Regions from separate parts of the Homo sapiens genome. Here regions 1 and 2 are each linked to region 3. Evidence: chromatin loops called from intact Hi-C (ENCODE). Cell type or tissue: A673. All regions are shown on one strand.

What was found. A loop is a pair of places that touch in the nucleus more often than their neighbours do. Peaks named below come from ENCODE experiments on the same cell type or tissue, not always from the same donor. Only the 100,000 strongest peaks of a DNase experiment are listed, where the experiment ranks them.
Region 1: it touches region 3 in a loop (5-fold over the local background); 52 of 110 quality-filtered maps call a loop at or near these places.
Region 2: a loop joins it to region 3, with 4 times the contacts of the local background. A loop is called at or near these places in 12 of 110 quality-filtered maps.

The regions. Positions count from the first base shown.
Region 1 is chr6:3,976,462-3,981,461 of GRCh38, forward strand. It overlaps the pseudogene GLRX3P2. Among named protein-coding and RNA genes, the nearest start is that of PRP4K, 42 kb to the right of the region's middle. RefSeq lists a silencer at 1,834-2,128. In A673, CTCF peaks have their summits at 1,945 (motif pointing left) and 2,149; a DNase peak (open chromatin) is centred at 1,990.
Region 2 is chr6:4,207,734-4,212,733 of GRCh38, forward strand. No RefSeq gene overlaps it. Among named protein-coding and RNA genes, the nearest start is that of ECI2-DT, 74 kb to the left of the region's middle. In A673, CTCF peaks have their summits at 3,077 (motif pointing left) and 3,283; a DNase peak (open chromatin) is centred at 3,068.
Region 3 is chr6:3,739,478-3,744,477 of GRCh38, forward strand. All of the region lies in intron 1 of PXDC1 (PX domain containing 1), which reads right to left. Among named protein-coding and RNA genes, the nearest start is that of PXDC1, 9.7 kb to the right of the region's middle. In A673, CTCF peaks have their summits at 3,079 (motif pointing right), 4,739 and 4,947; DNase peaks (open chromatin) are centred at 3,114 and 4,784; H3K27ac peaks cover 496 bases.

The DNA.
Region 1 (5,000 bases), 240 kb after region 3:
CTTTATTCTTGAAGTTTCTGTGCGACATTGTTCTGCTTGTTCTGGTTGCTATAGTTTTCTCTAACTTTTACTACAGAGCATGGGAGTGCCAGATTACCAGGAGGATCTCCTGGAGCCCAGGTACTCCTTGCCTCCATTGTGCAGTAGCCAACCAATTTACCCTTGATAATCAAGATCAGTTGTCCCATCTAGCAAAGAAAACATTTGTCTGACAAAGTGACCAGATGAGAGTCTCAGATTCCTGTTAAATGGACTCACTGTTGTGTTCCCTGGTGGAAGTATTCCTGCCCTGGAAACCCAGACCTCTAAACTAGCAGAGTTTAATGTTGTGGGGATAAAAAAGCCAAAACTTTGGTAGATCATTAGATGTACAGTAAAAGACACTACTCCCATTTGCATTCCTTGATTTTTAAAACTTCGTATCTTTGCTGTGGGGGAAACTACATCATAAATGAGTCACTGATTCGGAGTATGTTCTGCATCTCATCGGGTACTAAATCAGCTCCACAAAGTTATTTTATCAACTGGCACCATAACTGAATCTTCAAAAGCCCATTCTGCCACTCTATCAAGCCAAGCTTCAGGATGATGGCAAACATGGTAAGACCAGTGAATTCCAAATAAAGGCATTCACAACATCATGCTTTCGTGAGCACATTGCTGCACTTCATTTGCTGTGAAATCAGTTCCTTGTCAGAAGCAAAGCTAGGAAGAGTGCCACTATCATACATTAGGTATTCTGTAAGTAAGTCCAGAGATGACCATTTTGGAGGAACCACTGTGGACAGGGAGGGCAATCCATCCATCTCCAGTGAGAACAAAGCAGTGCTTCTGGCAAGATGGAAATGGTCCACGTTACTTAAACTGTTGATTCCCCCAAATAACAGTGCCACATCATGGGCTCAATGTTTGTCTCTGCTGTTGGCAGGCTGGGCACCCTGCAGGAGCCATTTGCAAATCAGACTTTCACCGAGCCTAAGCTCAGCTCCATCCCTGCCACCTTGGGAACAGAATTCTGGGAAGTATAGTTCCCAACCTCAGAAGAACGGTGGTGTCATCAGGTTGACAAGAGGCAATCCAGCACAGATGTTCTCCTTGCCTCTCAGTGTTCTGAAAGGTCATTCCGATGTGCTGGGCCTTTCTGCATCACTGCAATGGGCACTCAGGAAGCCCTTTCTGTACAAAAGCACATGTTCTCAAGTTCGTGTAGATTTTTATTATTTTAGTTTCTTCTCCTTTGTTTACTCTGTTCTCTCTGGAATTCCTAATATCATGCACCTCTGAGTTGATTCTCTAATTTTCTTATCTTTTCCCTTCCCTTCTCTCCTTCTGTCCTCCACACTGCCTTTTTTGTTCTTTCTGGGATATGTTATTGACTTTATCTTCCAAAGTATCTGCTTATTTATTTGAAGATTTTTAAAGCTTTTTATTTTTAAATAATTATAGATTCACAGGAAATATTATTTCAAAATTCAAAAAAAGGTACTGGGATGTCTCATGCACCGCCCCCCCAGACTCCCTCACTGTTAACATCCTGAACGACTATAGCATAATATCGAAAATGAAAAATTGAAATTGGTGGTGGCGGCAGCACGGTGGCAGGGGCAGCAAGGCGGCTGCAGCAGCTGTAGAAGAGGTCAGCTCAGCCGGCCAGTTTGAGGAGCTGCTGCGCCTCAAAGCCAAGTCCCTCCTTGTGGTCCACAATGTGCACAGATGAACGAAGTTATGGCAGAGTTAGCTAAAGAACACCCTCAAGTTTCATTTGTGAAGTTGGAAGCTGAAGGTGTTCCTGAAGTATCTGAAAAATATGAAATTGGCTCTGTTCCCACTTTTCTGTTTTTCAATAATTCTCAGAAAATTGACCGATTAGATGGTGCACACATCCCAGAGTTGACCAAAAAAGCTCAGCGACATCTAGTGGCTCCTTCCCACCCAGCACTGATGAACATCTTAAAGACCAAAAAAGCTCAGCGACATGCATCTAGTGGCTCCTTCCCACCCAGCACTGACGAACATCTTAAAGAAGATCTCAACCTTCGCTTACAGAAACTGACTCATGCTGCCCCCTGCATGCTGTTTATGAAAGGAACTCCTCAAGAACCACTCTGTGGTTTCAGCAAGCAGATGGTGGAAATTGTTCACAAACATAATATTTAGTTTAGCAGTTTTGATGTCTTTAGATCAAGAGGTTCGACAGGGGCTCAAAGCCTATTCCAATTGGCCTACCTATCCTCAGCTCTACGTTTCTGGAGAGCTCATAGGAGGACTTGATATAATTAAGGAGATACACGCATCTGAAGAACTAGATATAATTTGTCCCAAAGCTCCCAAATTAGAGGAAAGGCTCAAAGTGCTGACAAATGAAGCTTCTATGATGCTCTTTATGAAAGGAAACAAACAGGAAGCAAAATGTGGATTCAGCAAACAAATTCTGGAAATACTAAATAGTACTGGTGGTGAATATGAAACATTCGATATATTGGAGGATGAAGGAGATCGGCAAGGATTAAAAGCTTACTCAAATTGGCCAACATACCCTCAGCTGTATGTGAAAGGGGAGCTGGTGGGAGGATTGGATATTGTGAAAGAGCTGAAAGAAAATGGTGAATTGCTGCCTATACTGAGAGGAGAAAATTAATAAATCTTAAACTTGGTGCCCAACTATTGCAAGAAATACTTAATTACATTGGGAGCAGTTCATGATTTAGTCCTCAGAAATGGGCTAGGAATAGAAAAATCCTGCTTACTCAGTTACATGTTTTTTGTATTTCACAATGTCGTGCTAAATAAAAGTATGTTACATGTTTTCCCACTAAAAATAGAATGCAATAAACATCTTCAAATTATTAACAATAACTGTATAAAAAAGTGTATCTTTACAGCAATATTAAACATACAGCTACTAGAAAAAAACTGAAATTGGTACAATCTACAGAGCTCATTCAGATTTCACAAGTTACACATGCCCGTGTGTGTTTGGCATAACTTTTTGCAATTTTATCACTTGTGTTGTCTTGGATAGCCACCATCACAATCAAGATACACAACAGTACCATAGCCGTAAGAGTCCCGCATGTTACCACTTTATGAACATACCTATTCCCTCTTCCCCCATTCCTAATCCCTCACAACCAGTAATCTGTTCTCCATTTCAAAAATGATGTTTCATCAATGTTGCATAGATGAAATCACGCAACATGCTTAAGATTGGCTTTTTTTCACTCAGCATAATTTCTTCTAAGCTATGTGTGTGTTGTTTTTCTGTTTTTACTGTTAGTAGTATTTCCACAGTATAAATGTACTACAATTTGTTTAATCATTCACTCATTACAGAACATTTGGGTTGTTTCCAGTTTGGAACTATTATAAATAAAACTGCTATGAACATTTGCATATCTATTTATTTATCTTAGTCTCTACTCTATTATTTATTTCTAAAAGTTCTTTCTTGTTCTCTCATTGTTTCTTTTCTATAGCACCTTCTTCTTGTTTTATAGGTTTAATATCTTTCCTTATCTTTGCAGATTTTAATTTTAAAACAAATGTTTTCTTTTTTTTTTTTTTTTTTGGAGACAGGATCTCGCTCTGCTGCCTAGGCTGGAGTGCAGTGGCTTGATTGCGGCTCACTGCAACTCCGCCTCCTGGGTTCAAGTGATCCTCCTACCTCAGCCTCCCTATCAGCTGGGACTACAGATGCATGCCACCACACCTAGCTAATTTTTGTATTTTTTAGTAGAGATGGGGTTTCACCAGGTTGGCCAGGCTGGTCTTGAACTCCTGACCTCAGGTGATCACCCATCTTGGCCTCCCAAAGTGCTGGGATTACAGGCGTGAGCCACCGCACCCGGCTTTTAAAACAAATGTTTTCTTCTATTCGTTGCATTGTCTCTGTTACCTATGAGTTCCTCTGCTTCTGATTAAGAGTCTGTTCTTCATGTGAACACTTTCCTCAAATATCTGATGAATCTTGCTTATGCATTTATATTTAAGAGTGAGGCACTATAGAGTTTATTCCTCACCAGTGAGGCTAGCTTCACTGGTGAGGAAATTGGGCAGTTTAGTAGTCAGGGTAAATTAGGCTATGTTGTGTTAACAAACAACCCCCAAATCTCAGTGGCTTAGCATAATAAGGGTTTATTTCTCACTAATGTCACAGTCCAACGTGGCCTCCACAGAGGTGGAAGAAAGAGCATGAATGATTGTTTAAAGCCTGAGACACCAGCTCATTCACTATGGAATCTCTCAGAGCAGAAAGCCCCAGTAGAAATTATTAATATGGATAAATCAAAAAATCACAGCAAACACATGTCATCATTGGAAGCTATGGAAATAACTATGAGAAGACATAACCCAAAAACATTTAAAGTATTTATGTCTGTGGAGCTGTGAATACTGGCAGGGAAGATTGGGGCCTTTCTGTACTGATAGATATTTCTTAAATCCTTGATTATATGTTAATTTTATTAAAGGAATACATAAATTTGAAATTAAAAACAAGGATAAGATGAGCATCCACCTGAGTTGCCCATGTCTGAGGAAATGCACTGTTGAAGATGTCATCCACTGTATCAGGAAATCAATATTTCCTATCCAAATCACCAAATGCTAAATCCCTCCTACCGAGTCCTGTATTAGTCTGTTCTCACACTGCTGTAAAAAACTGCCCAACACTGGGTAATTGGAAAGGAAAGAGGTTTATTTGGCTCACAGTTCTGCATGGAGGCCTCAGGAAACTTACAGTTATGGCACAAGGAGAAGCAAATATGTCCTTCTTCACATGGCATCAGGAGAGAAAAGTGCCAGCAGAAGAAATGCCAGACATGTACAAAACCAAAGATCTCATGAGACTCACTCACTATCATAAGAACAGCACGGGGGAACTGCCCCCACGATCTAATCACCTCCCATGAGGTCTCTCCCCCAACACGTGGGGATTCCAATTCCAATTCCAATTCAAGATGAGATTTGGGTGGGGTCACAGAGCCAGACCATATCAAGTC
Region 2 (5,000 bases), 470 kb after region 3:
GAACTCCTCTGTAGCAGGCACAGCAGCGAGTGCCTAAGGGTGCAGAGCTGGGGGCCCCATGGCTTTCCTAGCTCCCTTTCTTGTTCCTAGTGTTTTAAATTACACTTTTATTCCAAGGAAGGGCCCTGATTCCAACCACATGAAGTAACTATATTGGAAAGCCCTGTGGACTCCAAAGCACTGTAATTAAAGAGCAAGGGATTCCTTTTCAGATAATTGAAAGGTGGTGGCAGAGACCCAGGAGTTAAATACTTTTAGGCCATGTTTGCATGTAGATTTTCCTCTTTAAACCTGTGCTTTTTGCCTGTGAACACTATTTTCCTGGACATCCAACAGCAATTTTTGTAAGAGTTTGAAACAGTAGGTTTGCCTTCACCTGAGCACCTCTGCAGGCCATTGACAGATCCCATGGTGCCACAAGCAGTATCTCTGCAACTTTCTGAGCAAGTCTCATCTGCCTCCTGGGGTTCCACATGGCCATCAGGGGCCATCACTGTTAAATGCAAAACTCATGACTTTCTTGCTATCTTCTCCCTGAGGATGAGGGAATAACTTCTCTTCTTTGTGCTCGCACACCACCCTGTTCCTGCCTCTATAAATAGCACTGGCCACACTGAATTAGAATTATCCATTTGTCTCCCATTTCCTCAGGCCATCTGGACATACTCAGAGTTACCCGTGGCACCACTCTCCAGGGAGCTCCAGCTTCTCTAAGCCCTTTTTTATCTTCCATTTATTCTGGGTTCTGATTTTGCCTTGCCTCTGCAGTCTTAAAGATGTTCTTGCTGTACAGTTCTTGACTTTCTGCCTTCTTATCAGCCCAAAGTGACAATTCTGTGGCCTCTGGTACCTACCCAGTGCCTGGCATAGAGTAGGCCTGCAATAAGTATGACTGGCCAAATGAGAGTTCTACTATTATCTTTATCATTATTTTCTTTCTCTTTTTTCCTCCAGTTATTACCAATGGGGTGATTTGGTGAGGGCCAGACTTTCCTTCCAAATTAATAAGTGCAACTCTTCTAAGAATCAGGTGGCAAGAACTTACAGTTCCTACGCAGTAGTCAATATATTCTTTCACTTGTGCAGCCCCTGCTTATAGCTGATTCCTATGAAATGGAATTTCTCAACAGTTGAATTGAAGGAAATTTGGATAACACCACCTAAGGTCACTCCCATAACTATCCCTCCATGCCAATCTCATGGCTAGATGGGAAGCCTTCAGGAATATGTTGGGCAAGTAGGTTCATGTCAACCACAAAAATCTTCAAAAGGTTCTTCCCCTGAACTATGTATTGCTAAGTCCTCAAATCTAGTAGATTTGGCTTTGCTTCACCTGTAAAACACACAGATGCAGGAGATAGAAGGATACCCAACCACTCTTTGGATTTACTGAATCTCAGAAATAGATGAAATGGCCCTAGAAGGCATGCTAAGAACCTGTAAGTTTATTGTAGCCAAATCTTGGTACAAACATGTTTCAGTATCACCATGGCAATATCTCCTCAATGAAATGGGCCCAATAGTCCCATAGACAGTTGTTTTGGGATAAACATAGAAACACCCTTCTGCTGTTAAAGCTTGAAACTTGTATCTGTTTTATGAGTTCCTTCCTCAGGAAAGGACCTTCGGGAAGTATCAAAGAACTGAAACTCAGCAGATCACTGCACCAAACACCTCCTTGCCCCACCCTAGTTCCTGTTTTCTTACACATTGTTACATTTCCTCGGTGCTCTATAAACCCCTAGTTTTGGTAAGTCAAGGAGATGGATTTGAGACTGAGCTCCCATCTCCCTGGCTGCAGCACCTAGTTAATACTTCTTCCTTGGCAATACTTGGCATCTCAGTGATTGGCTTTCTGTGCAGCAAGAATCAGGGCCTAGACCAAACCTCTGGAGTTTTGGTAACATCAACAGTACAATAATAAATGGAAATAAATAAAATAAATAAAAACATTGTATATAGTAGACCAAATGGTCATAGTTACTGTGAGAATGGGAGAGCAGAAAAGGCAGTTGAAGGAGGAAGCAAAACAAGGGGTCAAAGAGAGGCAGAGTCAATTATATTAAAATCCAGTTAATTTTAATATAATATATAATTTAATATGATAAATACATAAAATATATAAAAATCAGGACTTGGAATTTGAGTGTTACAGATTTAGAACCTATTTGAGGTCCACTCCAGTTGACTATTTTATGCATAGTAAATTGAATTTTGATTTCTAAACTTTAGTCTCCTGACTTGCTAAAGTGCTCAGGCCTTACATGGTACAAAGGGCTTAAAAAATGAGGCTTAACTGATTTGGTGTCCAAAGTCCCAGCTTGTTTGGTGGACCATTGGAATATTGCTGGGAGAACAATAACAATTTTGGGAGACCAACACAAGACCTTGTGTCACAGTGAAGCTTATGAACCTTGACATCACTTAAAGGCAAGTGTGTGGTTTTTTTTTTCTAGGATAGTTCCCCAAATTAGGAACATCTCTTGTGGACCCTTGTTTGAGAATAAACACTAGTGCTCTAAGTCATTGTTTCCCTTCAGGAGTACTTGTGCAGATAAATAGGTCACCCCAATAGCTGAGTGATCCCACAACCATTACCATCTTTGGTTATAAAACGATCTCCACATTTAGATTTTGAGCTCCTGGAGGGGAGGTCTCCAATATTCTTTACTTTCTTTAATTTCTCAGCATCTTGCACATTGCATGTGTACGGTTAGGTGGAAGCTTCACGAGTGTTTATTAAATGATTGATCAGAAGAAACAGGGAGAGTAACTTCATGTAACTGGAGTGGCTTATTGAAAAGTTTGTCACCAATCCCTGTTCCTGTGTAGTAAACTTGTAACACATCTATGGCATTCCATCTTAAATTGTGGCTCCTACTGAATAGTACGCACATCTCAAGTAGACTTGGAGGCTCTGCTCACATGGCCTCTGCACCCCCTCTCATAGCTTGTTTTCTGATGTACCAAGGAGATTCTTGTATCTTTGAAGACTGCTAGCTCTAAGGCAGTTTCTTGTTTTTTCTCATGAAGGCGGTGAGGAATAGCCTTATTTTGAATCACTGTGACCCCTTGTGGGCATGTGTGGGGACTGCACCCCAACCTCTGTTCTAAGTAGTAGGCCCCATGCCTTGCTTGGGGCCACCTTGGCTCACTCTCCACTGACAATCTCAGTATAGTCTCCTCTCCTCCTACCGCCCCCCGCCCCCCGCCTCACCCACTGAAGACTGAGTGACCTGGAATAGGAGTATTCTAAACTGGAAGGCTTAATTCAGTGTGACAAGGCAACCCTATTAATTTGCCTCTGCCTTGAGTTGGGATTTCAAATCTCTCCCTGTGTCTACAGGATTGAACTGGCATGAAGTGCATTAGCTTCCCACTAGAGTTGGTGCAATTCTGCTTCAACTCCCTCTCCATCTCCCTTGGTGACTTCTTTACACCAGGAGGCAACCTGCCTTTATGGTTCTCCTTCAGCAAACACACACTTTTCTCCCCCAGAGACAGGTTTCCATGGAAACCAATCCAAGGGGAAACATTCTGGAGAGGTAGAGTTTGTGGTGTAAGGTATGGTGAAAACCACAAGAGGGGTGTGTGGAGAAGGCAGTTATGTCAGGATTATGTTAGAAATGTGAACAAAAATGTACTGAGGCAGTAGGAAAGCACATTAAACTTTAAAAGTGTTTTTAAATGTTGCTATTCAATGGGAGTGACATATCCTAGTGAAATCAGAAGGCCGTAGAGTGCCCACTGTGTATGAGGCATGATGCAAAGTGGAGGGAAGGACCCAGGTGGCAGATGTGGCCTCGCCTCAGGGAGTTTGCAGCCTCTTTGGAGAGATGAGATGGGCACACCAGACAATAGTACATCAAAGCAAAGAATGAATGGGACCCACACGACCAGAGAGGATGCAGCCATGACTCCTGCTTTAGGCCAATCATCTTACCTTTAGAAACCAATTTTTTTTTTATTTGACTGCTCTATTATATTAAAACAAATAGGCTGGGTGTGGTGGCTCATGTCTGTAGCCCAGCATTTTGGGAGGCTGAGATGGGAGGATCGCTTGAGGCCAGGAGTTTGAGAGCAGCCTGGGCAAGATGCGAAACCCCATCTCTAAAAATTTGTTTTAAAAAAATTAGCTGTGCATGGTGGAACGCACCTGTGGTTCTAGCTACTCAGGAGGCTGAGGTGGGAGTTCGAGACTGCAGTGAGCTATGATCGCACCATTACACTCCAGCCTGGGTGACAACGTGAGACTTGATCTCTAAAAAAAGTGAACTAATAAATAAAATAAGCAGTTAGAAGAACATAATCTATACCATGGTGAATTTAAGGAAACTCAATCTGTAGTCCCGAGTCTCAACCCCAATCAAAGGAAGATTTTAAAATATAGGAGTTAGTAAGGCATGCTTTTATAGTTTTGGAGATGAACAAGAAGTTAGATGAGTGGGACAGAGAGGAAACAATGGTTTACAACCTTGGCTATGCATGCAAATCACCAAGGGAGTTTTAAATACTACTGCTGCCTCCCTATCTTGGAGATTCTGACTAGCTTGGTTTGAGTCCAGAGAGCATGGACATTGGGATTCTTAAAATTTTCCCAAATGATTCTAGTGTGCAGCCACGTTTTAGAACCATTGGAAGATCCCATTCCTAGCACCTTCCTCCTCCAGCTACTGCAAAACAGGCACACATACACACACGCGCGCGCGCACACACACACACACACACACACAGTTCCTACTCTTATAATTTTTATCTTTGCAGAAAATTGATTAAATATAAACAGAATGGGACAGAGCTTTCAGTATACTCAAATTCAATAAGCAGATAATTATGTTTATATGCCAATGAGGGGGTGATATGGCCTGGAGGTGTACCACTCTAATGGATTGTGGGAAGACTTCAAATAGGTTTCCATAACTCTAATGTGCCTCTAATTGTGCTCTAATGTGCCTCTAATGTGATTGCAATAATGTGTCTCTGACCTTTGATATATTTCC
Region 3 (5,000 bases):
CCCAGGCGGCCAGCTGTGCAGGGCACAAGGGTCCAAGAGGGGCAGGGTCCGTGGTCTGTGACTCAGCCACTGGAAAACCCTGGGGCCTCTGTCCACGTGGCCTGTGCCTACGCCCAAGCACGATGCCCTGGCCGTCACCAGAGGAAGGGGCTGGACGACCCTCTGCCGTGTTCTCCAGCCTCGGCCCACCTCCCCACACGCCGGGGCAAGCAGGGTGGAGAAGGAAGAAAACGAGAAAACAACAAAAGTACCAGACTCTCCGGATGCCTCCTCCCAAGCCCTGAATTCCTTGCATAGAATTTCAAATATTTATATACCGCAATTTACATAGAATTTCAAATATTTATATACTACAAGATGTATATATGCACCACTCTTTCAACCAAAATGCTTTGATCCCCTGCTTGCTCAGGGAAGTCTACCAAGGAAAGGGGAGCCAATTCAAAATTCTTAAAAAGTTGTTTTTAAAGAGAAGACAATTATATAACTCATTCCCACAAAGTGCTTCTTTATTCTAAGACAAGCAAAACTACTGTTATATTTCAACTTTCATTACAGCTAGAATACTAGCTTCCAGTTGATCAAATGAATGACATACTAGTTGTACTCAGTTTACAAGATCGGCTTCTTGCAAAGTCAATGTATCCAGCACATGTATACCCATTTCATAGGACAGAAAGCGTGACCTAACAATTTACAGGTATTATAGAGGTTTATAATGCTTTTATCTTTGCTTTGCTGACATATCTTTGGCTACATCTTTGATTTAATTAATGTGCAGCTCTTGGTTGGGTTGATAACCTCCAAGGGTCACATTAGGGAGATAAATATATTCTGCGGTACACTGATCTCCTTTTAGTATGGCCAAACTTGGCAAATAAGACACGTGATGCCTAATTAAATACGAATTTCAGATAAACAATGGATAATGCAATAGCAGGGACAGACTTACACTAAAAACATATTTGCTGTTTGACATTCAAACTTAACTTTGGGTCCGGTATTTTATCTGCCTACGCTATCTTCTTTGTGACCCATCTTCCAGACTGAACTACAGAAAGGCAAGTGTACCTGGTCAGGCCTCTGGAAACCGTGTTAGGATTTTAGTTGGGCGTGCAGACTCTTCATGACCTGCTCCTAGCCCACCTACCTCACCAGCTCTGTGCCCTGTGAAACACACCCTCAAGCCAACCCCGAGAAACAGGCCCTCGCTTCCCAACAGCCTCCAGGTGAGCTGTCCTCCAGCCTCCTCCACCTCCAGGCTCATGATGGGGCAAAGCCCACTTAGGCAAAAGCCACCTGCTCTGTGATGATGGGACTGGCTCCTGCCTGTGGGTTCGGAAAGCCCATCCCACCCTCTACAGCCTCTTGCTCCTCTGCAATGACTGTGCCTTCACCTGGGGGTCTCCCCAGAGACTAGTGAGAGTCATAGGGCAGGAGGCACCTTAGGCTCATCTCCCTGTGACCAGCAACCAGCACAGTGCCTGGCCCATGCCAGGGATGCGATGTTCGCTGGCTGTGCTGGCAGAATACACTTGCATCAGATGAGACAGAAGTGGACAGGTGTTAGTCACTCTCCTGTGTGTGCACCAGCTGCCCTTGGGCAGCACCCCAGTCTCGGTCTTCTCGTCATCACCTCAGCCTGACCCCAGACACAACCGACCAGCAGCAGGCTCTTCGGTCACCAGCCTCGAAGGAGAGTCTCGAGGGCCAAGTGGCACTAAAACTGCTGAGCCACACTGGTTTGATTTTATTTGTGGAAATGTGCAGAACCACATTGCTTCCTTTCACCTGCTTTTATGTTTCTGAATGGAAGCCAAACTGTGTTCCTTGGGTGTGTAAACATCCTTAACAACCAAACAAAAGGAGCCTGAGAAAATTTAGATGGGGAAAGTGAAGAGCTGGAATCCCTGCCTGGAAGCACAGAAATGACGGTGCTTATTTTTTAAGCTCTAGGATTTTAGTTAAGGGCACGTCCATTATTGAATTCCCCATTCCGGCTCCCGGTGGCAACCAAGCTGGCAATCTGGATCAGCTTTCTCAGGACACTGTGGTCCTTTCTCCACGGAGACAGTTCACCTGAATGACAACGAGCGCTGATCCCTTCCCCAGGAGGGGCCGCAGCTGATTCATGAAGTGATGAATTCTGCTGAACTTACTGAAACCCACCTGACTGACAGCAGCACAACTGGGCTGCTGTTGCTCCAGCTGCTACCACCAGAGCTCCAGAGCACGGCGACAAGAACGCAGCGCGGGGCTGCCTTGAGCAGCAAACGCCTCCCCGCCCCCACTCAAGAAGTGACACTGGCAAGAGACTACAGACAGCCTGGCCTTCCTAAAATGCCAACGCTCCCATTTCCCTACTCCCCTTCAATTGTTTTTAAAATGTTTCAAATACACCAAACGGATGGGTGTATTTAATGTGGAAGGAAAACACTTTTTAAAAAAAAACTGTACAACTGTCCACTGGGACCACAGTGCAGAAATAAAAGAAATCTTCATCTTGCAATTTCTGATTGTTTTATATTCACTAAGGTTTCTCAGTTTCACAGCTGGAAACCTCAAGCTCCTGCTGCCAGCATGCCAAATTACAAATACTCAAATTTATAAAGAAAAAGTTCTGAGCAGAATCCACGCTGAAGACACTGCTTTATTTTCCAGGAACAGACAAGAACTATGAGTTTAAGAAATACTGCTTCCCCCAAAGCAAACTATTGAGTGCATCTGCGTTTCTTTCTATCCTACCTGTTGTACTCCTCCTTTGTGACTCAAGTGCTTTGGCTTCCAAATGGCTAGTGGATTCTTTCCAAATGTTGTCACCTGTTTACCATAAGCAACGATTTGAAAACTTGTTTTCAAAACTGCACTTAAATACAGTAATTTTAGATCATCTAAAACTTTTGGTTTTTATATTCCAAATATTGTTGATGGCATGACAATTCTGGGGGTTCCTGTCCGACTTGGTTTCACTGCCTGAGATCGCACGGATGAATACCGCAGGCAGGTGAAGAGGGTTGCCTATTCTGCCAAGCGAACCTGAAAACGGAAGCAGAGCCGCTTCGCTCGGGTCTTTCAGGACTGACCAGCAGGGGGCGCGCGCACTCTGCGGAAAAAGCAGGATGGCGTTCACTGCAACGCACGCTTAAGGAAGTTAGCCTCAGAGTTCACAGCCCCGGAAACTGTTCTAATTTCTGATAAATAATCACTAATACAACCTCAACTTTAAAAATTTCATCCTACACAATTTGTGACATGAGAATTTCATCCAGATGTAGCCAAACAATTAAGAATTTGAAACCAAAAAATTGGTAACACAATTGTACATAAATTCCGGTGGGCCAACTGGACACACATTTGGGGACTGAGTATCAACAGGGGGCTGCCAGCGTCACTTTTCTTCCTAAAGGAGTTAGGTCTCGAAAGCTGAAAACACAGCGTTGTATCTGTCAATTTGGGGATTAGCTGCTTTCTGCAAACACAAACACCTGATTTGTTCTTGGAATCAGAACTGAACGCGCTGGAGGCAGTACAAAAATCTGACAGTGAGAGCCAACGTTAACAAACACCGCTTCCGGATCTCAGAAACCTGGGTCCAGAGTCCCACTTTTTTGGGAATTGGAGGCTTTGGGCTCAACACTTGCGGTAACTGGCCCAGCTTCCTCCAGGGAGGACCTTGGCCATCTGACTCTAGCGGGAGGGCTTCCTGCTGCTGCAATTCTGAAACTAAAGGCAGGATGCTGGCTCGGGTGCGCTGGGAGGTCACACGTTAAAGAGCGTCCACTACCCAAAGAACAGGCCTCTCTGAGCACTCAGAGGACGCGGTTCCCACACGCACACAACAGTCGGCCCCGGGGAAATGCTCTGCAAAGTGAGCTTTAACAAACTGAGTCAAACCATAAATTACATTTATATTGTTTCCTTTCCATTTAACAAATGTGCCCATCAGCACACTACACAGATGCAGAGGTGAAGGGGGGAACGCAGCCTCATCTTGTATGCTGCACGGGAGACACACATTCTTTAAAGGTTGACTATAATACACATCTTGGAAACTAAATATCTAAAATGTTTTAGGAAAGCCTTTAAAACTTCCTAAGTACCTGTTTTCTAAATAGGCAGTCAATGCTGAAGCAGCAGCGAGTTAAGAACTGACTAGCTGGTTATTCAATGCATAACTAAGCAACCCAGGGAAGTTCTAACTCCCTGGGAACCTGAGGCTGCTCTTCGCTATCCGAGACTGACACGTTTCCACCTGTGGAGTGTCACGCAGTATAACTGTACAAGGAGAGCGAGATTGCGGCTGTGTGGACACCAGGACAGAAGGCCTCCCCCACACCTCCACGCTGCAATGCATCAGGGGCGCCCAGCGGCTGGTCCACAGCCACCTCTCCTCTACATCTTTTCAGGAGTGAAAAGCTGAGCTGAGAATGCAAGAGGAAGAGATGGAAGTGGCTGAGGAAAAACAGAACACCCGGAGGACCCAAGCTGGGGGCTGAGGGAAGTCTCTCTTCCTCCCTCTGCAGCAGTGGCTGCCTTCTGTACCTGGGAGGTGGCTCCTAGAGCGACTGGGAAAGAAATGTTTGACTTAAACTTACTGAGCTCTGCTCTGCTCTTCCCGTAATCCTGCCTTCTCTAGGCTTTTTCATTATTTTCCCCACTAAAAGCCAAATCCTCTTCCTAAATTTTAGACTCAACATTCTCCAACAGCCATCCACTTAGCCAGTCCGTCCTGCAGCATCACAGGTTCCCAGGGGGAGCAGCCCACTCAGGCAGGAAGGAAGCACTTCAGTCGCTCTTCCCAAAGCACCCATGGCTCCTCCTCCACCAGGCTGGGGATACCACGGCCAACAAGATGGGATCCCGGCCTCCTGGCACGTCATGCTAGCCAGGAGGGCCAACAGGAGGCAAACACAGACCACAGACTGTCCCCTGCCTGGCAAATCCAGGTGCCAGGAGGATGCACAGCAGGGGATCCCCCCCACACTCCCGGGCAGGAGGCG